Regions from separate parts of the Homo sapiens genome. Here region 2 is linked to region 1. The links are chromatin loops, found by intact Hi-C in ENCODE. Cell type or tissue: mammary epithelial cell. All regions are shown on one strand. Links, peaks and the distances in the headings refer to the core of each region. The heading gives the core; the rest is flanking DNA.

Region 1 (15,811 bases), core at 4,620-12,619:
TGTATGTAACTCTTAATGTAAATTTCTCCCAAATATACATATATAACACACGAAACAAATATATGGAAAGTACCTCTAACTACAAGGTATCTCTCGATGGCTTGTACCAAAGCCAGAGGGTCAATCTTGACAGGTCCACCCTTCCACTGCTTCACATTTGCACAGTCTGGATGCCTTTGTAACTGGCATTTTAATTGATGTGTGTTGAAAAATTTTAAAGCCTGTGATCCTCTGTTGAGAGAAAAGCTCAAGATAATTTGTGAAAAAAAAGTTAGTCTATTATTTTCACATTTAATATACATTAATTCAAATAAAGGCAAGTTAATACAAACTGCATTTTCATAAGACACACTAGTACTAAGCATTTACTTACCAGTTCTGTGAATGGTAAAGCCAATAATTCAAGTTATTTAGAAAAAATTTTTATACGTAAGAAATAAAAGACGGATGTGTATGCATGCATATGAAAACCTTAAGTCAATATTTGATCTCTGTCCCATCATAAATCCATGGGAGCAGAAATACTTCACCCATGAATATTTAATTATTTTTCTGGAACAAAAATTCCTGAACTATTTAAGCACACTCACTTCTGCAATATTTTGCCCATTCCTATTGAATTATATTTTTTAAAAAGAAAAAAAAAACTCTTTATTTCAAAGATTTCAGCTACAATATTACATTAAAAACTAACCTTTAAAATTTACCTTGCTATAATAGTTTTGAACGAAGCGGTTTAATAGCTACTGCAGTTGAAACCTGGTCATGATGTTTAATTGCTCATTTCAGAAAAGCTCTGGCAGGAGTCAGATACAAACTTAAACTGTGATTATCTGTATGATTCCACAAAGCAAGCTTGTCCAACCTGCGGCCCACAGGCCACATGCAGCCCAGATGGCTTTGTATATAGGCCAACATAAATTCGTAAACTTTCTTAAAATACAATGAGTGTTTTTTTTTTTTAAGCTCATCAACTAACATTAGTGTTGGTGTATTTTATGTGGCCCAAGACAATTCATCTTCCAATATAGCCCAGGGAAGCCAAAAGATTGGACCCTCCTGCACATAAAGCACACAAATAGGGATGTGGAGAATATTCCATTTTATGAATATATACATATGCAAACATATTTTATATAAATTTGGACACAAAAAGCTTCATGATTTTCTCAAGCACAGGTCAAAATGCCCCCTTATTTCATGAACTCCTCCAGGAAATCATAACGATCAAAACTGAATACCACACACTACATTAAATTTCAAAGCAGAAAAGAAACCCTAGTCCATGATGTGATTGCTTTATCACTCAAAAATGCATATGGTTTTTAATTCAAACAAAGTTTTTTAAATGTTTTTAAAACGTCAAAATGTGGATTTAAAAACCAAACTAGGCTGAGTGTGGTGGCTCAGAAATCCCAGCACTTTGGGAGGCCAAGGCAGGAGGATCACTTGGGCCCAAGAGTTTGAGACCAGCCTGGGCAACAAAGTGAGACCCCGTCTCTACAAAAAATAAAAAAATTAATGGAACATGGTGGCACATGCCTGTGGCCCCAGCTACGTGGCAGGCTGAGGCAGAAAGATCTCTTCAGCCAGGAGGTCAAGGCTGCAGTGAGCCATGTTCACACTAGTGTAATTTGGCTTGGGCAACAAAGTAAGACTCTGTCCCAAAATAAATAAATAAATAAATAAATAAATAAAAACCAAACAAATTTCCTATTTTCTAGGCCTCCGGTCAAAATATTCCATGAAACTTGTAACATTCCACAACATAGAACAATTCTTTCCTGTAGCACCTCAAGAGTCCTTAAAACTACATTAAAAATATATATATTTATTAAACTAGTAAAACTTCAAACATTTGACCCCATCAAAATACAAAGTTATAGCCACTAATATTACATATAAATCATATCGCTCAAAATGTAAACATTACTCACAGCCACAAAAAATTTTTTATCCCTACTGAAGTTAAACATAAAGTTCTTAAGGAAGTTTTGTATGCTGAAGTGTATCAATTTAAGGAAAACTAAGCCTATTACAAGTTACAAATACAATCACTGGATTATATATTTATAAAGCATCCTGTTTAAGGCATATGGTATAATTTTAAAGATAAGAAAGCATTTGATTCATTCTTTAGAGTGCTTAATTTCTTTCATCATTACAGCTGAATGTTTTCTGGGCCAATCAAGACTTTACCAGACCTCTTGCCATCTTACTTCAGTGAAATTAAGTACCAAATTCCAGTGGCAAGGGTATAGCCAGGCAATGGTCCTTACCTGCCTCCTGTCCCATTTCCACTAGGGAAATCATGTACTTTGACTGGAAATTGTTCCATCTGGCTGAGGCAGTTGTTCATCTTGTGAACTAATGCCAACAAAGGTGCATTACCCACTGGTTCCACTCTTCCAATGGGCTCTTCTCCAGGAAGCTAAAGTTATAAATAAACAAACAGGTTAAACAAAGCCTTTTCAAAACAAAAGTCTCCTCAAAGAGAAGATTTAATAAGCAGCTTTATAAAAGAGAATAATTTGTCTATTCATCTTTATCTTTTATGGCAGATTTGGTTTGAACGATGTTACCACGTCAATTATTTCAATAAAGACAACTGTTTTGTACAGCCCACAATCCTGTATTCACAATCTCTACATCCAAAGGCTCTGAAAACACAAGTCACTTGGTGGCAAAATCTGATCCAAACAGACATAAGGCTATTTACAGTCTTTATTTATCTGATTTTAGTAAGAATATTCATGTTATGCTATAAAAATATTTAATGCATATAATATACAGTGCTATTCAGAAACTGCTGGGAATTTTAATGTACTACACACTGTAGGACCTTTGAAACCGACCAAACTCCAGGGGTTTCAGAAAAGAGATTGCACATAATCTTAAGTATGCTGTAAAACTATACATAATACTGTCACGCTTCTAATGAATCTCCAATAAATACTAACTTTGCTTTAGGTTGACTCACAAGTTAAAATACAAGCAATGCTCAAATGCCTCTGAGGACTGCAAGCGCATGGTGAAATAGTGTTAATACATAGGAGAGCTATGCTAAGCCCTATTACACAGATAATAGGGAACGTTTCCAAGTGATGCCTTCTCTTTAAGCCACTGTAAAACAAGGAGAATGCTGTCAACAGCATCCAAGGATTACCCTCTTGCTCTGGCCCACTTAAGAGTGAAGGAAGGGGAGCCACTCTGTGGCTTTGTAATCCACATTATAAACGGTGACATAAATGGTCATTAAGCGCCCTTGATTGGAACTGTTACAACTGTATTTTATGTACAAAACAAGAAAATATAACTCCTCTATCTTATTATAGATGTCTGTTTCACTAAAAGGAACTAATACAAACTTCAATACATTTAAAAACAAATATTGCAAGTAAAATACATTCACAGGTGAGAGACTACTATTAATGGCTCATCCTGCAAGCAAAAAAGACTCAAGATACTTCAATCATAGAAATAGTGACATGGGCTTTGTTAAATCCCCATTTCATTGTTTTACTATTTACTTTGATATACAGAAGTTGAAGGATTCCAACTATGTGAAAACCTAGAAGTTTTCCCTCAATGTCTTGACCAAGACCTGCTGGAAATTATTACTGAGATGAAAATATATGCATTAGTGAGCACTGATTCTTAAAAGATACACAGGCATTATTAGATAACTTACTGGAGAAGAAAAAAATACATGAAGAAATCGCTTTAATCTGATCTCTCTGCTCACAGCATCCTTTTCACTTTTAGATGTCAAATAAAGCAACAGCTGCTTCACAAATCCACTATGTTGGATTTCAAATGATGAAACATCTGACTCTGAGACTATGCTACGGATTTCTACAAGGCACTCAGCTCCACCATCCACCTGAAAGAGTTAGGAAAAGTATTTCTATATTGATTTAAGCAGCACTTAAAAAATACACAACTCACATATCCTCAAAAGGAAATGAATATATTCTCAACGCCCTTAAAAAAGAGGGCAGGGGAGTGGTACAGTCTTAGTAAATCCTTGGAAATTATGATTTTAAACACACACACACACACACTAAATATTTCATGAGGAAAACCAGGAATCCATAATAACATAAGAAGAAAATCTTCATATTCAACCAATGTAGTTTTCTTTAAAAAAGAGTATTTTAAAAGATGAGAACAGAAAACTGAAGAATAAGGGGCTATAACACCAGAATGGAAAGATGAATCAAGAATACAAGGTGTGGCTTTAAATTAATACATTTAAGGTCTCAGCAAAATGAACAATTTCTTGGAAAACATACTACCAAAACTGCTCAAGGTACATCAAAAACATCAAAATAAATAAATAAATAAAAATAAAAATAAGAACAAAAACTGAGAACCAGATGAAACGTAAAACACTTATTAGTAAACCTCTAGCCTCTCCTGCCACTCTGAGACCCCATGTGAAGAGAGGGGCTAAGGAAGGCCTATCATCTATACCTATAGTTGAGGATGACTTAGAAAACAGATGTGCTTGTGAGGACATTTCTGAAGTTTCTTCATTTGTCAAGAATGATGAGATGTGAAGGAAAGAAAGTCAAAGATGAGGTTTCTAGTACATTTAATACAGACTGATGAATCCTGATAGTCAAGGGATAAGTAAAAGAAATGCCAGCACCAAGGGTGTATATAAGGTAAAAGTCGATGTAGGATAGCTAAATCCATAGGAAGCTAGAGAGTCATGAAGGAAAAGAGTAGCAGGAGATGCTGGGAAGAGACTGAAAAAGACCAGCAAAATGCACTGGACACAGCACCTGGAGGTTGAGTTGTTCGGTTGCAGCACAAAGTCTCTGAAGGACATTCAATGCAGGGTTGCTTCCATCCATATTCTCAGAACTGAAATAACGTTCTACAAATTTATGTGCCTGCTCCTTAATCCAACCTTTAATTTTTTCTCTACAAGAAACAAAAAGGAGATATTAAAGTCCCAGTGTATGTAGAAAGGATATAACTTCTGATCAAGGCAAATAGCTGCTACATTTAAAATTCATCCTGGTCTATGCTTACAGTTTAAAAACTCCAGATTCCATAACCAAATTAACTTTCACTTTGAAAATGGGCTACGATGTACCACCTGGAGAACTGTTTAAAAACTTAAAATACACTGCAGGTCATTACATGAATTGTAAACAAAGTGTAATAATTTTTTGGAACCCTGCAATATAACACTTTCCTAAGTGTTCCCTTTACTTCCTAAAGTACATACATATCTGCATTATCCTTAACTTGTGTTTCCTGGAGAGCTGAAGTAAAGATTTACAGACCAGAAACATGCGCCTATTAAGGATGTAATAAGCTATGGCAAATAAGACCCGGCTGCTTAAATTACAAATGCTGATGGCTTCAGAAATCCATTCACTTAATTATTTTTATACACTGAAATTAAGAAAAACAACCAACAAAACCAAAGAGAGCATGTTTATTTTCTCAATGACATTTGGTCTTTTAAAATTTCTTATCTGCAGAGGGAAGTAATCATGTTGGTATGCTACATGCAGAACCCAAAAATAAAACAAGTCCCAAGGACTTAAAAAAAAAAAAAAAGGCTCTCCCCTAAAATCCTGAAGTTCCATTGTAATGGGTAGAGAAATTTTATCATAAAAGATGTGAAGAATGTGGACAGAAAATGTCAGCTTTTCCTTGTCTGGAACAAAACTGAGGAAGAGGTTCCCCAAGGAATACAATGTGGTTTTGAACGTATAAGACTTTCAGCTAGGTATGCTGGAAGGAGTTTCAAAGCACATGACTGGAACTTAGGACAAAGCCAGATGCAGGGTTCATAAACTGAGAAACTACCTAATTCTTGAACTATGCTTTTAAGAACAAATTAAAGTGCTGTGTCTATGTATCGTCTCCACACAATAAACGTACTGGCTGAAATAATGTTTAAGTTTTTCTGATATGGGAATAGAAGAAACATAAAACTCCCCCCACTTCACCTATTATTGGAGATGGTATCCTTTGAGGCAGCCCTGGCAAGGCCACTACCTCCCGCAGTCCGTGCTGGCTCAATGTTGTTGCTGTTGGACTGTGTACTTAACCTTCCCCATGTTTTTGGATTCAAGCTTGCCAGGAAAGAAGATTTAGGTGACTGAGTAGTGGTGGGGCTTTTAGCTATGAAAAGAAAAAAGAACTACAGTTAAGTCATTTTAGTTTAAGTGATGAAAAACAACTGATTTTTAAGATTCACAGTCTTAACAGATTAATTAACTGAAAGAACTAAGAACACTTAGTCCTCAGGAAACTTAGGCATACTTCAAGAGCTACTGGCAGTTTTAATAAAGTACATTTCTGCACCTGCTACCACCCTCCCCTTTACCTCCCCATAGTTTCATCAAAGGGGTTACCTTGATTGTCTACTTTGTCATCATCTCTTGGAGGTGAGTACTTTGGCCTTCTTGGCCCTCGTTTTGGCAGTCGTTTTCTCTTTAGAACATCACTTAATCGACTGTCCATGGGAAAATATGAGATAAGTTTAGCAATTACCACTGTTTTATATCTTCACTCACTGAAAAAGCAAACTAAAATGGCAGAAACAGGGAGTAATAAAATACTGTCAGGCCGGGCGCGGTGGCTCACGCCTGTAATCCCAGCACTTTGGGAGGCCGAGGCGGGCAGATCACGAGGTCAGGAGATCAAGACCATCCTGGCTAACATGGTGAAACCCCATCTCTACTAAAAATACAAAAATTAGCCGGGCGTGGTGGCGGGCGCCTGTAGTCTCAGCTACTGAGGAGGCTGAGGCAGGAGAATGGCGTGAACCCGGGAGGCGGAGCTTGCAGTGAGCCGAGATAGCGCCACTGCACTCCAGCCTGGGAGATAGTGAGACTCCATCTCAAAAAAAAAAAAAATACTGTCATAACAAGGTATGTTCTTGTTTAGTGATTATTTAATGCCAATTCTGTGCCAGTCATGTTCTAGAGGTGTGCAGACACAGCAAATGATTATTCAGAAAATAACTAGCTGTTTAACTATACTGAACTATGAAACATAAAGCCAGATAAGATGACTGATCAATTTTCTATGTGTTCCACTTTAAATAGTAGTATATAAGTACATAAAGCAAATATGCAACACAAAGGAGCAAAATAAAAATAAACGGGTAATCACCAACCTGAAAAAGAATGTTAAATCCACATAACACACTTTTTCCATAACCAAAATGGCCGTGAGTAAAATATACATGACCCTTAGTGTTCATGTTGTCAAAATACTCATCTGCCTCTAACATACTACCCAAAGTAATTTCATAGTGTGACAATGGCAATAACATACTAAATAAATGCATTTATGAACATTTTAGTTGGTTTTTTTAAACCTATATACAAATCTAGTGAGTAGTATGAGTAATTTATTCTGAATTAGAATCATTTGCAAAATTAAACACCTGTAGCCTGTTCTAACGACAGTAGAAATAGTTTGTAACAGCAATAAATTTTTAGAATAACAAAACTAAATAAGATGAAAAGGCTGAAAAATGTTGTGGTTTAGTTGGTCTGTGGCCCAAATAAAACTGGAAAAATCTGAAAAAAAATTGGAAAATTTCCAACACCTGACATTTCTATGGAATATACTTAATAATGTGCTCAAATGTGCTTGACAATCAGGAAAAATGAACTTTCAAAGGATGAAAAATGTAATTAAACAATTTTCATTTAAAAAAAATTAACATGAATTTTTCATTTGCAACCATGCTGTAATATGGAACCACTTAAAACTATTTAAAACCATGTAAAAATATTTTAAGAAAAAAGTTATTTTCTCTTTCTTTGGCATAATCAACTGTTAGACTCTATAATCAATTCCAACTCCTTAAATTAAAATGGCTCAGAAATACTGCATTTGAGCTGGGCATGCTAGCACATGCCTGTAGTCCCAGCTACTTCGGAGGCCAAGGTAGGGAGGGTCACTTGAGCCCGGGAGTTCGAGGTTAGCCTGAGAAACAGAGCAAGACCCCATGCTGTGTCTCTTTTTGAAAAAAAGAAAAAGAAAAAAGGGAGAAAGGAAAACATTTTTAAAGGGAAAGAAATACTGCAATTGTCTGAACTGTATCACTCTCTGTAATTTACTGAGTATCTATGATGTCTCAGGCACCATGCCTACATTACAGTAAAACCCTGCAATAACTTATGTTACTGCAGCAGCTAGTGGGTAGGAATGGGGCTGGGAAGGAAGTAAAGGAGAGAGCAAGGCTGGAAAGGAAAATGGCAGACAAAAGCAACTGCAGAATCAGGGATGTGGAAGAGTCCCCAGAACTCTCCAAGCCCAATCTCCTCAGACTGGTCAAACAACATGGGTGCCAGTTAAACTCAGCAGTTTCCTAAAATAATACCCACTGTGCCAGAAGTTCAGTCTGCCAGAAGTCTTGAAACTGCCAAAATTCATATTTAAGCTGGACTAGAAAACTGCCACCAGGTGGCACCAAATTCCCCTCATCCCCTCTCCTACCTGAGTTGGCTGCCTGCACAAGACAATGCTACCCTGCAGATTATAAGATTAAATTTTTGGACCCCACTTATTATTACTATATTTTAGCATGATCTACTTTTCAGTTTAAAAGGAGCCAGAAAGAGTACTGAAGTGAATACATACTGAATTTCAGAACTGAATTTGGTTCATCAGGTACCACTCATCTAGTAATATTAAGCTTCTAATAGCAAGGAAATAAAAACACTTTTAGAGTGTGATTTGTTTCTAACACAACAAAATGGAAACCAATGGAAGTTTTGGAAACATTCTTAGTAGCATGGTATAACAAAGATTAAAAGCTGATAAATAAATGGGAGTAGAGAATTTAAGAACTCTCATTTTCCCTTATTAAAAGCAAAGTATTTAACTCCCAGTTGCCAATTAAAGATAAATGGGGAATCAGTATTTTTTGGCCTTTATTCTAAGACTTCTAATTTTCAGTATTTTTAACTGTATTAATATCTGGATGTCTCTGAGGTCGTATGTATGCAGCAGCACAAAAAATAGTCACAAGATTATGAAATCAGAAACCAGAATTCAAATCCCACAATGTTAGAGCCTACAAGTAACATAAGTGTGTAACACCGTGCAAGTCACAAATGTCTCTGAACTTTAGTTTCCTTGTATGTCAGTGGGAATAAAACTAATCTCTTACAGTTCCTAAACACAGCCCAATACAGTAGGTTTCCAATAAATGTTTTCTTCCCATTCTCATTAACAAAATACAAAAGGAAAAATATAATATATATATGCTAATATGTTACCATTTTACTCCCTATATGATTCTTAGGTACCAAAGCAGCGCTAACAGCAAAGAAATAAAAATCACAACACAATTCTTACTTACCCTTGAGGGCTGAGATCTAAAGAATCATCCCTGCTGTGCTGCAAGCTGGGTGATCCCAAGTCAGCTGCAGCATGAGTGGCAGCTGTGGCTGTCCCACTGCTGACTGAAGTTGTGGATCCCATGGATCCCGATCCATTCGTACATGCCTTTGGTGGACTTGTCAACAAAGACTCTGATTCTGCTAAGTGTTTTACTTGATGCATTACACCTTTATAATAACAGAGATGAAAGGGAGTCAGTTTTAATCAGGAGTAGAACCTTCTCCCCACCATTACAAAATCCCTAAATACCAACACTGACATAATACACAAAAAGACTAAAACATAACTGGCAAATAGGTAAAAGAAATTAGGAGCCAGAGTTTTCAACTTGACTTCAATCAGAAAAAAATATAAAAACTAAAGGTTAAAGAAAAATACTGATATTGAATGTCTTCTAATCTTCAAAACCAGATTATATAAAACTTAATAGGGTCACAAAGTCCTATTCAGAGTTCAAAATACTCATTATAAAAACAATAATCAACTACAGAAATACAGTGCACACCCTGTGGTGTGACAGCCAGAAGGGATGGAAAAGACCAAGAATCAGTTAACTTCAAGCGCTACAAAAAGACAAGATCACATTAACACTGCCACCAAAAAAAAAACCAGCTATTGAAGGGTGGGAACTATCACATCCTTTAAGGTGTGTAAAGAGAGCTAAACATTAACTTGTGAGGCAGGGGTTCCTATCTGTCCCGGAATCATAGGAGAGTATGTATGAAGGAGTGTGACTAAGAACTATCAAATTGTATACCAATATGCATGTCTGATTATCAGCTAGTATAAACTATATGCAAATATGTGGATATATTTAACGTGAGTGAATGAGCACACGTTCACATTTTTCTGGGGAAGAGTCCACGGCTTCTATCATTCTATCAGACTCTTATTAAAAGACAAACTGTAATCCCACGCTGAGGCAGTAGGATTGCTTGAGGCAAGGAGTTTGACATCAGCCCAGGTGTGCACCACCACACCCCGCTAATTTTTGTATTTTTCTTAAAGACTGGGTTTCACCATGTTGGCCAGGCTGGTCTCCAACTCCTGACCTCAAGTGATCCACCTGCCTTGGCCTCCCAAAGTGCTGGGGTTACAGGCGTGAGCCACCACGCCCAGCCTAAAAGACACATTCTACGTACACAGAGCTATAAGCTAACAGAGCTTTAAATGTCATTTTTAAATTGAAAAGCTATCAGTTTTTGCTCGACAGATTAAAACTTTATTTCTGTTGAAGTACTATCTAGACTAAATGACTATTAATTTATATGACATTACCTTCTCTTCTGAAGTAAACACTAAAAATATCAGGTAACTTCTGCATTAAAATTTCTGCCATCTGAAGTGCTCCCACTACTATCTTCAGGTCTTGGCTTGACAGCATGGAAGCAATGTGACTAAAAAAAGAAAGCATTTGTATATAAAACTCTGCCTGAATTTGATGATTATTTTTGGCCATACTACTTTAAATTGAGAGCAAAGCATTTTCATTGTGAAACCATTCTATTAACATAAACATTTTTCTTAAATGCTCAAGTTTTATATTTTATAAAAGCTATTATGTGAATATAAATAGACAAAAAAGAGCTCAAGATACTCCTAACAAATTTTTGTGCATATTTTTTCTATTATTACTTTAGAGGTTTCTGAAATTACTTGCAGAGATTTGTATTTGTAAAATGTTTCTACTATTTTCATTAACACACCTTGAAACAGCATGATTTTTCAGAACATCCTTCAGAAGTTCAGCATCCGCAAAATAAATTATCCTAAGAATTGCTCTAAGGCACTTATGTCTGACCGCAGGTCCTGCTGAGGAACTATACACTTCATAAAGAACACCAAATAATGTCTTAATAAAAGACTTAGCCAGTTCCGGATCCTCTTTCATAAGCTGTGCTCGAGCATCATCCTTCTTTGACTCTGAATATCCACCTATTACATTAAAAAAAAATATATGTGCAATCCTGAAGTGACAGACTTCAGAAACACAATAAACAATATAAAATACTCAAGCCAGTGTAATTCTTGAAATGCTATGAAAACTTTTTCATTATAGAACACATGAACTTCTATGATATGATCAACTAGGATTTACAAAGATGCTAAAGGCAACATTAAGACAGACAAAATTCAGCTGTCTAGAAAACTAGTGACCCATTGGGGCCAGCTGAAAGTAACAATTCATCACCGCACTGTACCTCTTTATTTTACTGATATACATTCAATGAAACAATAGGGAAATCCAATCCTAACCAACCAAACCAGTGGTAAGAAACTGAGTTCTAGAAATGCACCATATTTCACTAAAAGCTTTGTAAAATGGATAAAGAAGGTAATTCTACCACTTTGCTTAGTGACATAAAGTGTAAGGAAAAGATAACTGATAAGCAGTAAGTTATATACAAGGGGTTGACAAAGTACGGTCTGTAAGCCGAATCCAGTCCACCACCGGTTTTTGTAAATATAATTTTATTAGAACGCAGCCATGTACATTTGTTCACATATTGTATATGGCTAATTGAGGGCTACAATGGCAATGGTGGTGAGTATAGACTATATATAACCTGCAACACTTATATTATTTACTATCTGGCCCTTTATTTTATTTAATTAATTTATTTATTTATTCAGACAGAGTCTCACTCTGTCACCCAGGCTGGAGTGTGGTGGCAGGATCTCAGCTCACTGCAAGCTCCGCTTCCCGGGTTCACGCCATTCCTCTGCCTCAGCCTCCTGAGTAGCTGGGACTACAGGCGCCCACCACCACGCTCGGCTAGTTTTTTGTATTTTTAGTAGAGATAGGGTTTCACCGTGTTAGCCAGGATGGTCTCCATCTCCTGACCTCGTGATCTGCCTGCCTCAGCCTCCCAAAGTGCTGGGATTACAGGCGTGAGACACCATGCCCAGCACTACCTGGCCCTTTTCAAAACAACAACAACAACAACAACAACAAAAATATTTGCAGACCACTGTTCTCTAAACTAGGGCTGAAAAAGCAATGAACTAAATCCCTGAGGGGACAGATAAATGTCAGAAACCTGGTTTTGTTTTGTTTTGTTTTTTTAATCACAATTATCTGTCCTTAATTAGTTCAGATAATTTTGGCAGGAAGGTATAAAATACAAGGTTGGAAAGAACTAGTCAATGGATCTAAAGGTATAATAGTAATGACAGGATCAGATAAAAATCTGTATGAGCAAATTCTGACTCGAATCTCAGGACATCAGGTAAGCAGACAAATTGTGGAAAAGATACCAGTTAATACTGGCTCACTCATCCATTAATGGACATGATTTAAAAAATCGAAAACCAAATTATTGTTATGCAATTGTCTTAAGCTTAAAAAGATACTTAATAAGCCAATTATTATTTATTATGCAAACACAAAATATTGCACAATAGTATAGTGCTATTTTAACTCAGAATGTACTTACTAGTGTTACTATTGGCTAACGGGTTAGGTTTTCTCTGAATGGCACGTGCTGTTCCCGTGTCCTCATTGATTTGCTGCATAGAATTAAAATCAATAGTATAAACTCGTCCCAGAGTGGACAAGCTTATCTCATCCTCACCGACCTGATGGGCTGCCTGAGAGCAAAGAGAGAGAAACTTTGAATATAAACATTGAGAAATCTATTACCTTAAGACACAGTGGGGACCCTCCAAATATGCTATCTTACATATTTATTTCAACAGGTTTTAGATGGTGAAGTTAACAGAAGATGGAATAATAGTGTAGATATGACAAAACTCATTCATTCAACAAATCATTTTTAATTAGACATAGGTTACATGCCTCAAGCCTTATCAGGGACCCTTAGACATAAATGCAGGTAAAATCTTGATGAAAGATCCACCTGTGTAGCATCACTGACACAAAGAAGACACCATTTGTATTGAGAATGCTTTTAAGACATTGCTTATAAAAAATCAGTTATCCATATATCTTAGTATTCTTAGATTAAAAATATTATTTACATGATGAATTCTTAGCGACCTACCAAAATCCTCCCTTAAACAAAATGATCCTATAAAATTGTCCTCATTAAACAAAGATAACTTTAAGACTGAAAGGGACACAACTGAAACAGATTAATCGCCAAGGTTGTGTGTGGTATACAGAACATATTTAAATTGACACAGTTCAATTAGCACAGTTTGACTTTAAACAGACTACAGAAGTGACAAAATATTCTCATTACAGAATCCAATCTATGGAACTCCTAGGCTGAATGGAAGACAAGACTCTCAGCACATATGAGAGAGTAAGCTAATAGTGAAGGTGCAATGATCAGGAAAATGCTAAAAAGAAGACGACTTAGAGTTAGAGACCAGGACCACTATTAGCAGGATTGGCCTGCTTATACACTGCTTATATATAATGCTGCACAGAAGACCAGTCAAAGTCAATTTTCTCATAAAAGCTTGCTCTGAAACTGGATTTATTTTTAAAACTCTTGATTTTATGAGGTAAGTCATTGGTTTAAAATTTTTTCTAAAATTCATTTTTAGAAACGAACTAGAAGGCACCTTTAAAGAAGACTGTCTATTCAAAATGTGTGATGTTCTAAAAAGAATTCAAACATCAAAGATTGAAATTAGAAAATAGATAAATTCTTACAGGTGTCTCATGTATTGAAAATAGTAAATTATGCATGGCATCACAAATAACACAGTGATCAACACCTCCTAAGCTAGAGCAAATATTATGCTCATTTAGTTTTAAAAATATTTCAGTGCAAACAATATATAAGGAAGTAAAAATAAAAATCACATAAAACTGTCACAGAAAATCACTGTCAACATTTTGGTACATTCCTCCCCTTTGTATTATTCATATGTTCACTTATTTTGCTGAATTCCAAAAAGATTCACTTAATATTGTATAGTGTTTTTCATTCATATTTGATTTTATATCATTAAAATTTGTCCCAATAATATCTGGATAACATACAAGCCTACGTGTATCACAATTTACTTAACTATTTACCCAGAACTGGCTATTTCATTTGTTTCCACGTTTCTGCTCTGGAAAAATATTGAGAGGAAACTATTTGTATGTAAATCTTTGCTCATGGGACATTGCTTTCTGATAGAAGATAGATAAATTTTAGAAACCTACGGCCTAAGTCTTCCAATGTTTCCTTTCAGAAATGAGGAAACTATGGAACAACAAACTTAAATTACTTGCTCCAAGTCAATCAGGTAGTTAGCAGCAGAAGCAGGACTAGAACATGAAGTTTTCTGACCTGAACAGAAATGAGGACCTTGTTCTCAGGAGACAAAATGAGAGAATCTTGAGTTAATTCAAAATCAAGCACATTCAAATCCACATATCCACCTCCCCATTCCATCCCTACACCCACTCTCCAACAAAATAGACACATTTAAACGGTACGATGAAACTACTACCTCAATGATCCGGCTGTCAATCCTGTTATATGGATGCCAGAGGCCCCGATCATCACGCCACTGCCATATCGCACCATCTGTGTTCTGTGCATTTCCCTTCTTCAACATGGTATCAACTGCAAAAATGCCTTCTTTTGGTAAACATGGCATAAGTTCACTGAAAACAAAAAGTACAATAATTTTAGTAACTTTATGAAATATTAGTAAACGTTAGGTCTCTAAAGAAAAATAATCTCACACAAACCAAAAGTTGTATTTAGACCAATTTTTTTTTTGGAGACAGAGTCTCACTCTGTCGCCCAGGCTGGATGGCAGTGGCACGATCTCAGCTCACTGCAACCTCCGCCTCCCAGGTTCAAGCAATTTCTCCTGTCTTGGCCTCCCAAGCAGCTGGGATTACAGGCGCCCGCCACTACGCCCAGGTAATTTTTTGTATTTTTAGTAGAGACGGGTTTTCATCATGTTGGCCAGGCTGGTCTCGAACTCCTGACCTCGTGATTCACCCGCCTTGGCCTCCCAAAGTGATATTTAGCCCAATCTTTACCAAATCAGAGATGTCAGTTCATACAACTCTTGAGGGCTTCGTGGAACAAGATCAATCTGTTCCTGACAACTTCCATTGGAGGCACCACACAGGAGAAAGTGAAGCGTTTCTGCAATGTCTGTAAAAACCAACAACAAAAAACAAAAGGCTATTAAACTAGTTATACTACCTCATTCAAAGGCAAACATTGCCCAAGGGGGGAAAATAATCAGAATCATTTTCTTACAAAGCAACATAATGCAGAAATTAATGTAAAAAATGCAAAAGTGCTGTAATAAAGGCCTAAAAAAAATTTGTGTAGATTTTAACAATCTCTTTCTGGAGACTTCGTTCTTTAGTCCAAACCTAGCTGGGTGCCTAATCACAATTCCTTCTCACCCCTGAGACTTCAGGAACCCTTTATTTCTTTCCTTGAGAAGCATCGTACTTTGCACAAAAATGCATTCAACATACCACAAA
Region 2 (15,811 bases), core at 6,566-14,565, 360 kb after region 1:
GCCCATGCTGGAGTGCAGTGGCGCGATCTCGACTCACTGCAAGCTCCGCCTCCCGGGTTCACGCCATTCTCCTGCCTCAGCCTCCCGTGTAGCTGGGACTACAGGCGCGCGCCACCATGCCCGGCTAATTTTTGTATTTTTAATAGAGACGGGGTTTCACCGTGTTAGCCAGGATGGTCTCGATCTCCTGACCTCGTGATCCGCCCGTCTCGGCCACCCAAAGTGCTGGGATTACAGGCGTGAGCCACCGCGCCCGGCCGTAAGAATGTTTTATACATTTTTAAATAGCTGAAAATAGTCAAAAGAAGAATAATAGTTCATGACGTGAAAATTATATAAAATTCAAATTTCTGTGTCCATAAAGATTGTTTTTGGAACACACCCACGCCCATTCATTTCAGTATTGTGTATGGCCGGCTTTGCCTCACAGCGGCAGAGTTGAGTGGCTGTCACAGAGAGCACAGGGCCCGGCAGAGTCTGAAACTTGCAGAAAAAGTTTGCCAACTCTTGACTGTAGAAGACAAGAAAGTCTGATAAAATATGAAATTTGATGACTTTGAGTTGAAATGTGATTCAGAAAAGTTGGACGAAACAAATTTAAGGAACACCCTAACCAACTCATTTTCTTTGCATCTCTATTTTAATGTGACCAAAGGTGATATAGGATGAACATCTGTCCGAATAAGCTTCAATAAATATACAGTACAACTCCTAAGAAATGAAAAAGCATGGTGGCATAGTTTACTTTGCAACTTATTTTCCTGCCTTATACGATCTATGGTGTCCTGGATGCAATGATATATGGTAGCATAGAAGATAAAAAGTGAAAAAACAGTCCTCTGGAAAAGCCTTTGAAAGCTCATTGTGATTATCAGCCTTTCTGAGTCAGTAGCTCTTTTTCTTTTGAAACAGAGTCTTACTCTATTGCCCAGCCTGGAGGGCAGAGATAAGATCACAGCTACTGTAACTTCGAAGTCCTGAGCTCAAGGGATCCTCCTGCTTCAGCTTCCAGATTAGCTGGGACTACAGTTGCATGTCACCATGCCCAGCTAAGTTTTTCCTTTAGAGACGGGGTTGGGGGGAGGGGGAGTGGTCTCATTATTTTGCCCAGGCTGATCTTGAACTCCTGGCCTCAAGTGATCCTCCCACCTTGGCTTCCCAAAGTGCTGGGATTACAGGTGAGCCAACGCATCTGGCCAGTAGGTCTTTGTTTCATTTATTCTACCCCTAGCAGTTGGCAAAATAAACAAGGTGGTGAGCTCCGATTTTGTGCACCTGGTCTGATAGCTAATTAGCGCATCAGCATCCTGAAGTCCTCAGTCTAGGGTGTTCCTGGATTTTATTCAGCTGTTTAGAGCACCTGGATGGGGGCTGGGCGCCTGTAATCCCAGCATTTTGGGACCTGAGGTGGGTGGATCACTTGAGGTCAGGGGTTTGAGACCAGCCTGGCCAACATGGCAAAACCCCGTCTACTAAAAATACAAAAATTAGCCAGGCGTGGTGGCGGGCACTACTCGGGAGGCTGAGGCAGGAGAATCGCTTGAACCTGAAAGGTGGAGGTTGCAGTGAGCTGAAATGGCACCACCACACTCCAGCCTGGGCGACAGAATGAGACTCCATCTGAAATAAATAAATAAAATAAAAATTAAAAATAGAGAACCTGGATGGGATCTGCAGCAGCACTGCCCAGCAGGTGCTTTTCCTGCTCTTTCTGAGAAGGGCTCCTCTCCACCAAGAAAAGTGACTGCAGCCAAAATAGGTCTGGGCTGAGCATGAATTTATTTTCTGTGGTCTCTGCTGTCAGTACTTCCAAGGATGATAGCCAGAGTGTCCTCGCTTCAGAGAATCCAACCATGGCTTTCCAGTACAATAGACAGAAACAAATGCCCTGAGTCAATATAGGCTGTGCTGTCCCTTTAAAAACAATTCTCATTTACTTTGGCAATAAAATATTAATCGCAGATGACAGAAAGAAAAGTAGGCAATTAATTCTAAATCATTACACTGGCTTAAAGTGGGGAAGAGCTCAAGCTCATAATGATACACTGATCTCTCCTGGGAACTTCTTCTTTCAAGGGGCCCTCCTCTAAAAGATAATTGCAGGAAAAGACTAGAAAACACATGTGTTACTTCGAAAAGTGTGAATAATAATAATGATCAATTTAGGGGATCATGTGGGCCAGGTGGGACCAAATAGGGGGTTTTATTTTTAGTGGAAGTGGGGATCATCATGTAGTTTTTATAGAAGTCAGATATATTCAGGTATAATTGACATACGGTAAAATCCACTCTTTTTTTTTTTTTTTTTTTTGAGACGGGGTCTTGCTCTGTGGCCAGGCTGCAGTGCAGTGGCATGATCTCAGCTCACTGCAACTTCCGCTTCCCAGGTTCAAGCGATTCTCCTGCCTCGGCCTCCCAAGTAGCTGGGATTACAAGTGCCCGCCACCATGCCCGGCTAATTTTTGTATTTTTAGTAGAGATGGGGTTTCACCATGTTGGCCAGGATGGTCTCGATCTCCTGACCTCATGATCCACCTGCCTCGGCCTCCCAAAGTGCTGGAATTAGACATGAGCCACTGCACTGGGCCAATCCACTCTTTTAAAATGTAGGTTTGTTTTGTTTTGACAAATGTAGAACCACATGACACCAATACAGTCAAGACCCAGGGCAGTCCCATCGTGCCAGACGCTCCCTCAGTCCCTTTGGCAGTCACTCCTCTTTTGCCGTGCCATCCCTGGCAACCACCAATCCATGTTTTGTCCCTGTAGTTTTGCCTCCACTAGAATGTCATATAATGGACATCATATAAATGAAATTATGTCATTACCGGCCTGTTGAGTCTGGCTTTTTTCAGTTAGCCTAATGCTCTTGGAGTTCATCCCTGTTGCCGCATGTATCAGTAGCTTGTCATTCTTTATTACTGAGTAATGTTCCATTATATGGATGTGCTACAATTTACTTACCAATTTACTTGCTGATCGGCGTGTGAGTTCCTTCCAGTTTTTGGCCATTACAAATAAAGCTGCAATGATCATCCATGTACAGGTCTTTGCGTGGACCTATGTTTTTATTTCAGTGCCTGGGAAGGGGTTGCTGGGCCAAATGATAAACATTAGTGTAATTCTGTCAGAAACTACCAAACTGTTTTCCGATGTGATTGTTCCATTTTGCATGCATGAGATTTCCAGTTGCTCTGCCTCCTTGTCTGCTCTTAGTATTGCCAGTCTTTCTAATTTTAGCCATGCTAATAGGTGTGTAACAGTATCTCATCAGGGCTTTCATTTGCATTTCCCTGATGACTAGTGATGTTGAGCATCTTTTTATGTGTTTAATTTGCCATTTGTATATCTTCTTTGATGAAGTATCTGTTCAAATCATCTTCCCTTCCCACTTAAAAAAAATTGAATATTTTGTCTCTATTGAGTTCTAAGATTTGTTTTTCTTTCTTTCTTTTTCTTTTTCTTTTTTTTTTTTTTTTTTTTTGAGATGGAGTCTTGCTCTGTTGCCCAGGCTGGAGTGCAGTGGCTTGATCTCGGCTCACTGCAACCTCTGCCTTCTGGGTTCAAGCGATTCTCCTGCCTCAGCCTTCTGAGTAGCTGGGATTACAGGTGCCTACCACCACATCTAGCTACTTTTTGTATTTTTAGTTGAGACAGGGTGTCATCATGTTGGCCAGACTGGTCTTGAACTCCTGATCTCAGGTGATCTGCCCACCTCTGCCTCCCAAAGTGCTGAGATTACAGGCATGAGTCGCCGCACCTGGCTGAGGATTTCTTTATATATTCTGGATTCCAGTCCTTCATGAGATATGTGTTTTTAAATATTGTCCTCATCTTTTCTTGTTTCTTTTTTAACTTTCTTAAAAGTATCTTCCAAAAATCAGGTTTTAATTTGATGTTCAGCTTATTCTTTTTTTTTTCTCTTATGGTTTATGTGTTTTATGTTCTAGCTAAGAAATCTTTGCCTAACCCAGGGTCTCTATTATTTTTCTACTGCTGCTGTGAAAAACTACCACAACCTTAGTGGCATAAGACAACACAAATTTATGATCTTACAGTTTTGTAGGTCAGAAGTCTGAGCTCCTTGACTGGTTTCTGTACTCTGGGTCTCACCAGGCCAAAGTCAAAGTGTCGGCTGTCTGGGCTCTTACCAAGAGGCTTGGGAAAAATCCACTACAGTGTTCACTCAGGGTGTGGGCAGAACCCAGTTCCTTGAGGTTGTGGGGCTCAGCTGCCAGCTTCATTGCTGGGGTCAACTGGGGTCGCCCTTGGAATTCTCTCTGATCCTCTCTCTGGGCCTCTCTCTGATCCTTGAAAATGAGGCCCTCACTCTGCTAGCTGGCAATCCTGACTCATAAACTCTTAAAGAACTTCTCATGACTGGAATATCTAATTTTCCCTTCTGCTGCAGCTAGAGAAAGTTCTCTGCTATTAAGGGGTCATGTGATTAGGTGGGGCCCACCTGGATAGCCCAGGATACACTCCCTGTTTTAAGATCTGTCTCTTTCCTTGCATCTGCAAAGTCTCTTGCCAGGTAACATAACATGTTCATAGGTTCCAGGAACTAGGAGGTAGGCATTTTTGGGAAAGCATCCAGCCTACCACCTCCTCAAATATTTTCTCTCCTGTTTCTTCTAGGAGCTTTACAGTTTTACATTTAGGTCTATGATCCATTTTAAATTAATTTTTGTATATGGTATCAGATTCTTGGATTATGATTGAGATTTTTTCTTTCTCCTCCTTTTTTTTTTTTTTTTTTTTTTTTTGCGTCTGGATATCCAATTCAAGAAACATATGTTGAACAAGTTAGGTTTTCAGTTTCTATCATGATGAAGAATTTGTGATTTGTATAGCTTCAGAACCCACAGAACCATGGCTCATGTTTCATCATGATCACAGCTGACTTCACGGACTGATTTCATGAACAGTCCCATCATGTTTTGACACTCACAGAAAGTATTTTTCTCTGGGAATTTTTAGGAGTGGGAACGTATGCTTCCCTGTTCTCTGCCTCACCTCTTGCACATACACAGCATTGCAGATGGCACGGAACCCCTGGTTCAGCGGGCTATGGGTGCTCTGCAACACTGAAGGTGAAGGTAGAAGGAAGCAGCAAAAAAAAAAAAACCCTGGTCCCTGATCCTGTTTTGGGGGTTGGGGTAGGCATTTCCTTGGGAGCATTTAAACAACAGCACATCGAGGAGGGACAAAACTCCTTGGCCAGACAGGTAAAGGTCAGAATTTGAAGGCAGGAATGGAAGTAGCAGGTGAATTCTAGGCTGATGTAATTCAGGTATAGGGGGTTGGGATGGGCACAGACAGGATTGGGATCAGATTGGCAGACAGGGAAGGGCAAAGCTGCAAAGGTGGAACTGCAGACCGACCACGGCTCGTGCTACTAGCTGTGTCCACACCCACACCCTGCAGAGGGCCTTGGTGACATGGGGCAGAGCCGTCCCCAGCCCTGGAGAGCCAGAGTGCCCCAAAAGTTTCCTTGGAGGAGGACAATGGGACAGGCCCAAGTGCCCCACAAGGCACTCAATCCCCAGGAGACTTGCTGGTTCTTGGCACCTGCAAGGGAAACCCAAGGGGCTGTCTCGGGTCCCCAGCCCCTGTTGCTGCCCCCAGCTCTGACCCTGGCTTAGGGGCAGATGCCTCAGGCTGCTGTGCCTGCAGATTTTGCAGAAGGAACAAGAGGCTTTAAACTCAGTACACTTAGCCAGTGCAACTCTCTTTCACTAAGGAAAGAAATAGTTAAGAATTCAAGACTCCTCACCTTATGCATTGATCTGTGTCTGCTCTTTGATTCCAAAGACAGGACGGTCTATGAGCCAAGCCAGAAAATTTCACACTGGATCCCTTAATGGATCCCTTCAGGCACCAATACTGCTGAGAGAGACAAGAGGCGACAGGGCCTGGCCTAGATGTGGGCAAATTCCTATTTGAAGTGGCATGAGCTGTGTTCTGTCTGACTTCCACCTTTTTAGCTTTTTCTTTCCAGGCCATTCTCAGGAACCCCGTCCACAGGAGTTTCCCCCAGTCCCCAGCCATCGGCCTCCCTGTGCTGGGGCTGAAGTCACCGTTCTCTTTGGGATCACCCTGCCAACCTTATCTGGGGTCACTGATTGTGGCTGGCATGACAGAAGCTGCCACCCGTGCTGTGGCACCTGAAGCCTCGTGGGACCTCAGTTCCAGGGACTCCTGATGAGAAGGGTCAGGAGGGAGAAACCCAGGACACTGCATGTGAAGGGAAGGGTACCCTCCCTGGTCCCAACCACAGCCGTGACTCAGCTTTACCGAGTAGCTACTGTGTGCGAGGCACTTTGCCTATGTGGTTGGATCAAATGGCATTTTTTCTTCCCTTCTGAGAAATTAAAATGATTAATTTGGGCACTTCCACTATCTGTCTGCAAAAGAAAACTTTATAGAATCTAATTCTGGAGGCAGGCATTTCTTTAGCCTAATAAAGCCCAAGCCAGGTTAGTGGTTGTCAAGAAATAGTATTTGTTGAAATAGACCAGGTTAGATAGTTCAACAGAAGAAAGTCAAGTAGAAGGATGATGAATCTCTCCTGGGGATCAGGATGATGTGTTAGAAGGAAATTAAATTTTCAGGGTAAGGTTTTTTTTTTTGGAGATAGGGTCTCCCTTTTGCCACCCAGGCTGGAGTGCAGTGGGGTGATCTTGGTCCACTGTAGCCTTGACCTCCTGGCTCAAACAATCCTCCTACCTCAGCCTCCTGAGTAGCTGGGACTACAGGCGTGCGCCACCACACCCAGCAAATTTTTATTTTTATTTTTTTGTAGAAGAGATGGGGGTGCGGGGGTGGGGGGCGGTCTCACTATCTTGCCCAGTCTGGTCTTGAACTCCTGGGCTCAAGCAATCCTCCCTCCTTGGCCTCCCAAAGTGCTGGGATTAGAGGTGTGAGCCACCACGCCTGGCTGGGTTTATTTTGATTTTAGGTATTTTAGGACAGAAGCTGAAGCCCAGTGTTCACTCCAACACCCCCCTCCTGAATCCCAAAAAGTCTGGGTGGTGAAAACTTGATCCTTTGAAAGCCCCAGCCCCCACCCCATCTCCCCTCCTCACCTGGACCCTTGGCAGTGGGGGTCCCAGGGCTTCTTTCAGGAAGTCCTGTCTCAGGGCGTCCTCTGGCCTCTGGTTCTCAGCTCCAATCCCTGCTGTCTTCCCCGCCTTCCCCACGAAGCACAGAGTCAGGCATTTCTTCCCTGGGCCTGTCCACACTCCTCACTGCTTCCTTGAGAGAACAACGACCCCAGCTCCAGTCCAGGAGGGACTGTGGGCCTAGAGGGGCCGCTGGCTAGGGGCTGAGAGGAGCTCCCGGAGGTGTGGTTCCCGAGACTGGTCTTCTCCTGTTCTATTTTCCTGGGTGTCATTTTCACGGCAGGAAACCTTTTTAGAAAGGGAGGGAGGCACATTTTTCTCAGGGACATTCACAGCAAGGCCTCATCCTGCCCACGTCCCACAGCCGCAGGATTTTCTGGCCTGGTCCTGTTCTGGATCTGCCTGATTCTCAAGGCACAGCAGCAGGGGAGGGCGGGCTCCGCACCCTGGTCAAGCTAGGGCAGGCGCTTGGCTTGCCAGCAAAAGGTCCCGCTTCCCAGGACAAAGACTCGCTCTGAGGCCGCACTTAAGTCAGGCTCCTCGAAGCTCTCTTTCAACGGGGCCTCAACCCTGGGCTTCTGTGCCTGTCATCGTTGGGCCTGCATCAGCCAGTTTTAGCAAGTCCCTCCTAAGTCAGTGTGGAGAGAGGCCCCCATCCTTCGCATCTGACCACCCTGGCCTGCCTTCAGCAAGAATCCTAAGCCTGTTTAACCAGAAGCTTTCCTTCCCCCTGCTGCTTTCTCTTAGTAATTTCCTCCATCCCGACTGCCAGCCTGCTCCATGGCTATAAATCCCCACTCGTTCTGGTTGAATTAACCACTGAGTCCGTTCTATATGCACTGAGGCCTCTTTCCCCCTTTGCAATACTTCCTGAATAAAATGTGCTTTTCCTACTTTACCTACTGTCAGGTCCTGGGTTTCTTTAACAGGAGGGCAACCTTCAGACTGGGTCCAGGTCAGTGACATAGAAGGGGAAGTGGCACAGTGTGTCCACAGAGGGCAGAGCCCAGTGACGGGAGCTCACAGCAGAGACGCCCAGGCTGCATTCGGGAGGGCAGTGGCACCGATGAGAGGGGCATAGGCAAGGACACCACGGGGCAGGATGCAGAAGGGAGTCCTGGGGCAGAACCAGAGCGGGAGCCCAGCCCATCAAACATCAAGACGTGGCCTGGTGCATGGGGAGTGAGATTCCAGTGACCCAATGGGGACCAGGAGTCGGGAGATGCTGCTCGGAGAAGCTCCGGACCTGCAAACCAGCCTGCTCAGACTGACTGGGAGCCTAGAGGCATTCATTCATTCATCCATTCATTCTACAAATCTGTATTAAGCGCTGATGAGTTTGACGGTAGGGATATACCAACAAACAAAAGAGATAAAAAATTTTGTCCCTGTGGAGCTTACATGATAGTGACAAGAGACAGACACCAAACACAATAAACAAATCATGTTGCGTGTTAGAACATGATAAATGGGATATTTTGGGGGAAGAAAGGACACACGTGAGAGGGAGCAGGAGAGCCAGGTGTGGGAGGTTGCAGCATTAGGGGTGGTTGGAGCAGGCTCCCCCAGGGACATTTGAGCAAAAACATTAAAGATGTGAGGGTGAACTGTGGGGACTTCCAGGGGGAGGAAGCTCCAGACCCAGGGGATTGCTGGTGTAAAGGCCTTGAGGCAGGAGTGGCCTGGGTTCCAGGGAGGCCAGTGGGTGCAGCAGACCTACGAGGGAGGGGAGAAGCCCCTCATACAGGCCTCAGAGGGGGTGCTCTCACCCTGAAGGTGGAGTAGGTAGGATTGGACTCATCTTAACAGGCTAAGTCTGGCTGCCATATTGAGAATAGGCTTTGGGGGTAGGGGTTGGGGTTGTGACGTGTGTTGGGTGGGGTAGGAACAGGCCATGTACCACTGCCATTAAAGCATTTCAACTGGGGACCTGTTAATATTCTTAACTGCTCCCCTGCATTTCACAGCTGCCTGTATCCAAATACAATGGGGCCACCTGACAGCACACCTCAGGGTGACTTCATGTTCAAATATAATATCAACCCAATATCCAATAAAAAGCTTCAAAAATCATGCCAACATCTTAAGTCCCTCAAGGCGGTGTCAAAGCAGGAGCCAATCCATGACCTACCGAGAGAGGAGAAAGGAAGAAGCCAGTCAGGCAGGCAGTTAGGGTGGGCCCTCAGTTAAATTCTTTCAAACAAAAGAACAGCCAACTTGCACAGAGGGGCTTGCCTAAGACACGCCCACAGCCACATAGATAAGAAAAGCTACACAGGTGACTCACCCAGACACGCCTGCAGTGGAAAGTTCTGTCCCGTAACACATGTACAGTAAGGGGAACAAAGCAATATGGAGTCACTAAGCTAAGGGCCCACATGCACACTTGGAGGATGGGGTGGAGCTAACAGAAATTTGTGTCTTATGCAAATGAGATGCCCAGCCCTCATCAGTTTCTTATAAAAGCCTTTGCATTCAACTGTAAAGACAGCAACCCTCTTCTGGGCCCCCTCTCCATGGCAGAAAGCTTTCTTCTTTTGCTTAGAAAACTTTTGCTCCAATCTCACCTTTTGTGTCCACACTCCTTAATTCTCTGGGTCATGAGACAAAGAACTCCAGGTAATACGTCACAACGAGAGACTGCTACGTCGTGGTGCATTGGTGAGACTTTAACACTAAAAGAGAATACCGTGTGGGCCACCTCCACTCATCCATCTCTCTCTGAAGTTCTCATGACCATGGCTCAATATTAATCTCCTCCCTCCATCCACATGCTTGCTCCCTGCACCCCCAAATCTCATCTGCCCAGCTGCTTTTTTATTTAGTTCCCTTCTCAGTTTAGTTTTTTCTTCTGCAGTTGGCTTCACATTCTATTCTTATTACTGTTTCTGAAAGCTGTTAATAAATAAACAATTAAACTACAAAACATTACAATTAAACAAACCAAGCAATCAACCAAACAATAAACTCTCGGTTGTCACCTCACAGGACAAGGACAGCTCTTGTGATTAAGTTGCAGGCTCTACTGCTGCCCACACCACAGATACCTTAGTTAGATTTGCTCCTTTGTCAAATGTTTAAGTCAGATAAAGGACCAGTCGTAGGGCAGTGGATCTCAAACCTAATTGTGGCAAAACAAAACAAAACAAACAAACAAAAATCACCTAGAAAACTTGTTCAACTGGTTAAAAACACAGATTCCTGGGCCTGAATCCTAGAGATTCCCACCCAGAGCCAACATCCCAGAATCTGCATTTTAGGCAAGCTCCCTGTGATTCTGAAGCAGCGGGCCATAGGCAATTCATTGGGAAGCGGTCAGTGTCCAGATATCTCAGAGGACCCCTCTCTAAGCACTCTTGATTGGTCCCAAAGACCCCCCTTCCCCCAGTAGGCTGGCTTCTTCACCCTGTCCTCATCCTCTAGCATCCCCGAGAGGAGGTCACCTGGGACATTCTTGCAAATGGGAGGATCTAGAATCCAGGTCTCTGCCTGCTGCCGGCCATCCCCAGGCGGGCCTCCTACCAGATTCCAATCTATGAAACGAAAAACTGGGGATCCTTTTCCAGCCCACGTTACTGAGTGCATCTCAGTTGTTTCATTATGCTAGCTGTGAGGTTTTGCACTTGTGACAAACAACAGAAGGGACCTTTTGTCACAGTAAGGAAATCCTCGCAAGCATGTGCCTAAACGTGACTGCCTGCTGCTTCGTCTTTGCCAGTCTCATCTGGAGAGGACCTGGCGCATGCTCTTGGTTGGTTTTCCTCCATCTGCATGAAATAGGAGCCACTGAGAGCATCTTCCTCCCCTTCAAAGCCTTCACTACTTCTTTCTGCTAGTTCCTTGTCCTTGCAGGAGCTTTAATAGCTCAATTCCTTTCCGTCTCTGGAGGGGCCCACAGTGCCCTCTGGTGGTTGAACAGCATGCTACACTTTTTTTTTTTTTTTTTTTTTTGTGGGGTAGGGAGAGGGTGGACAGAGTCTCCTGTCGCCCAGGCAGGAGTGCAGTGGTGCAATCTCGGCTCACTGCAACCTCCGCCACCCCGCCACAGGCTCAAGCGATTCCCTTGCCTCAGCCTCCCAAGTAGCTGGGATTACAGGTGTACACCACCACACTGGGCTAATTTCTGTATTCTTAGTAGAGTTTCACCATCTTGGCCAGGCTGGTCTTGAACTCCTAGCCTCAAGTGATCCACCCGCCTCCTCCCAAAGTGCTGAGATTACAGGCTTGAGCCACCGTGCCTGGCCTATGGCACACTTTTGTAGAAGTCCAGGGTGCCTGCTGCTCTCAGGGCTAGGTCCTGTGCCCATCCTGGGAGAATGGGAAAGCCTCTGTATGCATTCTGCTCTGCCTGAGCCCTCCACAGAGCCAGAACCAGGCCTAGGGGTTCAAGGGTAAACTTCTTTGAGGAACTGGAAACTGAGATGATGATGAGATTAGGGATTGGCTATGAATACAAACTGGGTCATGGTCCAGATACAGAAACATCAAAATCTGACCTGTGGGCTCTGTCTGGGAAAATTTAGGGCAAATTGGCACTTGTAGGTGGCAAGGAGTGGCTTGTTTACCCTGCCCTCCTCACTGTCCCTTGTTTGGACCAATTCTGCCTTCTTAGGAGGACATGACAATTCTTCCCCCAGGATCCTAGGATGCACTGAAGCCTCTAGTTTTTTCCTGCTGGTGAGTACTAACATATGCCCATTAACTTGAATGCTTATCTTTCACTGGCCAAGACCAAGCTTTGACAGGTACCCCCAGAGCACTTTCATAGGCCCGTGAGTCAATTCTGAACCAAGTCATGGGGGCAGCTGAGTCAGCTCCCCTCAATCCCGGCCTTGATAGCTGGGCACAGTTGTGGCCCGGGGTCTGAATGCTGCAACCACAGTGCTTAAGGTCTGGGTTGTGGAAGCTGGAGAACCACTGCTGGGCCTGAAGGCTGGAAACCTCGCTGTTGCCCTTGCGAAATAAGGACATTTCCACTTTATCCCCTAGGGCAGAGCATTTAGTGAGTCAAAACCTTAACTCCACATCCAACAGACTCTGTTTCAGAACAGTGTGTCAGATGCTTCAGTATCAGCTGACATCCTGGACGTGTAACCACCCCTTTCTGCTCATACTTGGGCCTTGTGTCCAGGTCTGGGTGACTGTCCTCACCATTGAGTTTTTGCTTGAGGCCCCGGGCTGTCTTCTGGAAAGTGGCTATCATGGGTTCCTCAGGGTTCTACCCAACCTCTCTGTAAATGATCAGACGCCAGTAGCTGCTAAAGGGGAAAAGTGTCCCCTCTGCCAATGCATCTGAGCTCTGGTCTTGTCCAATGGGGATGACTGGTGCCAGGTTGCCTGGAGTCCTGTGCTGGGAGGGACTTCGCCAGGTGGTCTTCCTTGTTCTAGATGGTTCTGGAGATTCAAATGGCCCAGTTGAGACCAGAGGTGAAGAGAGCAAGACAGTGCCTTCTTGATTTCATTATTTCACATGTCACTTCATAGGGGAATGACTGCTAAAATGAATACGGTCTGTGCATTTTTTCTAAGTCACAATTACAGAAGAGATAGAATGACAGGAGAGTTGTGAATCCCATAGTCCCCACACCTAATTTCAAGAGGGGAGGAGTTCCATTGGAGCAGCTTTGGGACGAAAGAGAAGCAGTCAGGGTCCTCAGGGCTCAGGGCAGGAAAGCAAAGAGTCCAAGGCACCTGCCAGGACTGACCCCGCCCACCGACTCCCATAACTACTTGCAGAATGTGAGCTTGCTCTGAAGGCCTGGCTCTACCAGAGCTTGGAAAGCATCTGAGAAATGTACCCACTCCAGATGTTGATGCCAATGAAGTCTACCTCTCCTGAGGGAGGCTGCACTTCACCAGGAGACAATGTCTCCCCAGTTTCTAAGAATGAATCTTCCAAGGTGGAATTTCTGCTATCAGCTAGAGGGGGGAATGTATTTTTACATGTAATTCCTCCAGTCATTCCTGATAAGAAAGCTTTTTTTGTTGTTCCATTTTTGCAACCTTTTGGAGTCATGTAAAACCTCCCACATCATAACCTGAAGGTAGTCCTGAGCTGATGCAGGCTCCCTGGCCAGTTGGGGAGGAAAGGGTTCAGGAAAGAGTGGAACCCAGCTGGATCAGATGGGAGAAATTGAAGCAGTGTTGTTCACCTGGGGTAATACTTGAGGTTTGTGGTCTCATGCCAAGGAAATCAAGAACATGGACACACCTGGAGTGAGATTAAGAGTGGACGTTTGGCCGGGCGCGGTGGCTCACGCCTGTAATGCTAGCACTTTGGGAGGATGAGGCAGGTGGATCACCAGGTCAGGAGATAGAGACCATCCTGGCTAATATGGTGAAACCCCGTCTCTACCAAAAATACAAAAAATTAGCCGGGCGTGGTGGTGGGCGCCTGTAGTCCCAGCTACTTGGGAGGCTGAGGCAGGAGAATGGCGTGAACCCGGGAGGCAGAGCTTGTAGTGAGCCAAGATTGCACCACTGCACTCCAGCCTGGGCGACAGAGCGAGACTCTGTCTCAGAAAAAAAAAAAAAAAAGAAAGAGTGGAGGTTTAATAGGCAAAAGAAAGAGAAAAAAGAATAACTCTCCTGCAGAGAGAGAGGAGTGCCCAAGTGGGTCTTCCAGCCCACGCCAAAATGCACCGGATTTTATAGACTGGCTTGAGGAGGCAGTGTCTGATTTACATAGGGCCCACAGATTGGTTGGACCACATGTGACATTTACATAGCACAGGAGGAAGTTGGCCACCCCACCCTAATCTTATTATTATGCAAATGGGTTTTCTACTTGGTCAGCACCATGTTGTCTGCTCCTTACTGTACATGTGGTTGGCAAGGAAAAGGGAAGATGGAGCCACCGTGTTGGACATGCCTGGCTCCCAGATAGCCCTTTCCCATTGGCACAGCTGCCGGCATTCACCCGTGCAAGCTTCCAGCTTGCTTATCTATGTCTGCAGCTCAATTTTACAGGCTGCTTTTTGTTAGAAAAGAAATGACTTGGGGGCTGCTTTTCATTAAAAGGAAAACCTCAGCGAGGACTTCCTTACCCTCACTATCTGCCTAAATAATTTCTTTTTAACGCCTATGTTATTATGGCCTGGGTGCAGGACTGGAATGGGTCCCTGGAGAGAGGCAATTGGCATTGTCTGCAGGGGCATCACTGATGGTGGGTTCATTAAGAGTTTTTAACATCTAAGGAGGTACGTGCTGAACGTGGATGAGGCCTGAGCAGTGGGAAACGACCAGGAGGGCAAATCCTGCACCTACAGCTCAGAGAGTCTGGGGGAAGGTGAGGACCAGCTGGGCTAAGCAGAATAACCCAAACCCTGCTCTCGCAGGCAGAAATCACTTGAAAACCAGGGGAGCAGTACAGCAACAAACAGGAGCAAGGGAAGAGAGTGTTCCGGGAATAGGGGTCTTGGCTGTCATGGCAATCAAACTGCTAGTGTTTGAAAGTCTCAACTTGAAAGAAATAAATGACTCTTTAGGGTACCCCCCACCCCCTGCCCAAGATACAGAGAAACCCAGAGCCATGATTAGATGATAGACAGACAGACCTGGATCAGCTTACCAATGCGAGAACGGAAGACAGGGTTAGGTCATGAATGGATATAAGATTTTTTTACCCAGCAATCCTGGCTGCTGGTAAACTGGTAGGGAGGGGAATCTTTTATCATAATGCATTGAGCTTATGCTAGGAATGGGAACCTTTAGTGTACCTCTCAGAAGGATTTGGAAGTCTAAAGTCTAGGCTGATAAAATCATCATCTCTAGAACTCAGCATTCACTCCAAAATGGCACCAGGAGTGGCCATCTTTATGGCCATATTTGTTGTCTTTCCATACAATGAAGGGAATTCTACTTTATTATATGCTTTTCTTGAGCCAGTGCTCAAACTGCCTCCGCCCTTTCCTGGATCATAGGTGAGGTCAATCTATTTCACAGTTCACACTGTTGTGAAAACACTGAGAAATAGGAGCAAAAGAAATCTCTATACATTTTCTGTTCATTAGTCTGTGACACTGGGTACCTAAATGGAAACTCCAACACACTCTACTCCCAGTTCCTCACTGGGAGGCTGAAGGGGGCCTGCTGGACAGGTTCTGCCTCCTTATGGGGCAGGGCCTCGGTTTTTGATGGTCTTACTCCTCCATGGAGACTAAGAATGAAAAGCCAGAAACACAGACCAGGACAATTTAGTAAGTTGTAATGATTTGCAATTTTTGTCTTGAGAAAAGCATTATGTTGAGAAAAGTTTATGTCCTTTGAACTTTTGTTTAAAAATAGCAATTAGCATTATTAACATGCTAAAAAATAGGTTTAAATACTATCAAATTGCAATTATATTAATATCAGTTTCATACTAATGGCCTAAGACGAGGAGTGCTTCTTGAAACATTTTTAAAAAATGATAAATAGGGAGAACAGAGAGCAGATAGCCTGTAGATAATAGATGTTCTTGAAAGTGAGCCCAGGACAAATGGATCAGTAAGGTTTAATGGGGCTGCAAAAATAACCAGGCATGTATATCGAAAGGGCTCAGTGTGCCAGGCATGATGAATGAAAAGGTACTATATTTGAAACCTATCCTGGCAAAAATAACTAAATATAGAACTATTGGGATAATAGGGGAAATATCATTGGTTTCCACACACTAATGAGGAGGCAGAATTCTGGCTGGACTTAGA

Evidence for each region. Peaks named below come from ENCODE experiments on the same cell type or tissue, not always from the same donor. Only the 100,000 strongest peaks of a DNase experiment are listed, where the experiment ranks them.
Region 2: it touches region 1 in a loop (11-fold over the local background); 18 of 110 quality-filtered maps call a loop at or near these places.

The regions. Positions count from the first base shown.
Region 1 is chr2:229,792,900-229,808,710 of GRCh38, forward strand. It overlaps TRIP12 (thyroid hormone receptor interactor 12), which reads right to left. Exons shown (of 42, transcript NM_001348323.3): 16 at 15,353-15,470; 17 at 14,809-14,965; 18 at 12,831-12,984; 19 at 11,100-11,328; 20 at 10,672-10,790; 21 at 9,353-9,560; 22 at 6,384-6,484; 23 at 5,976-6,150; 24 at 4,791-4,932; 25 at 3,692-3,883; 26 at 2,280-2,431; 27 at 74-246. Among named protein-coding and RNA genes, the nearest start is that of DNER, 86 kb to the left of the region's middle. In mammary epithelial cell, for the core only: a CTCF peak has its summit at 8,456 (motif pointing right); no DNase peak of the experiment used is centred there; H3K27ac peaks cover 595 bases.
Region 2 is chr2:230,149,321-230,165,131 of GRCh38, forward strand. No RefSeq gene overlaps it. Among named protein-coding and RNA genes, the nearest start is that of SP110, 63 kb to the right of the region's middle. RefSeq lists a silencer at 11,006-11,075. In mammary epithelial cell, for the core only: CTCF peaks have their summits at 11,014 (motif pointing left) and 12,110; a DNase peak (open chromatin) is centred at 12,121.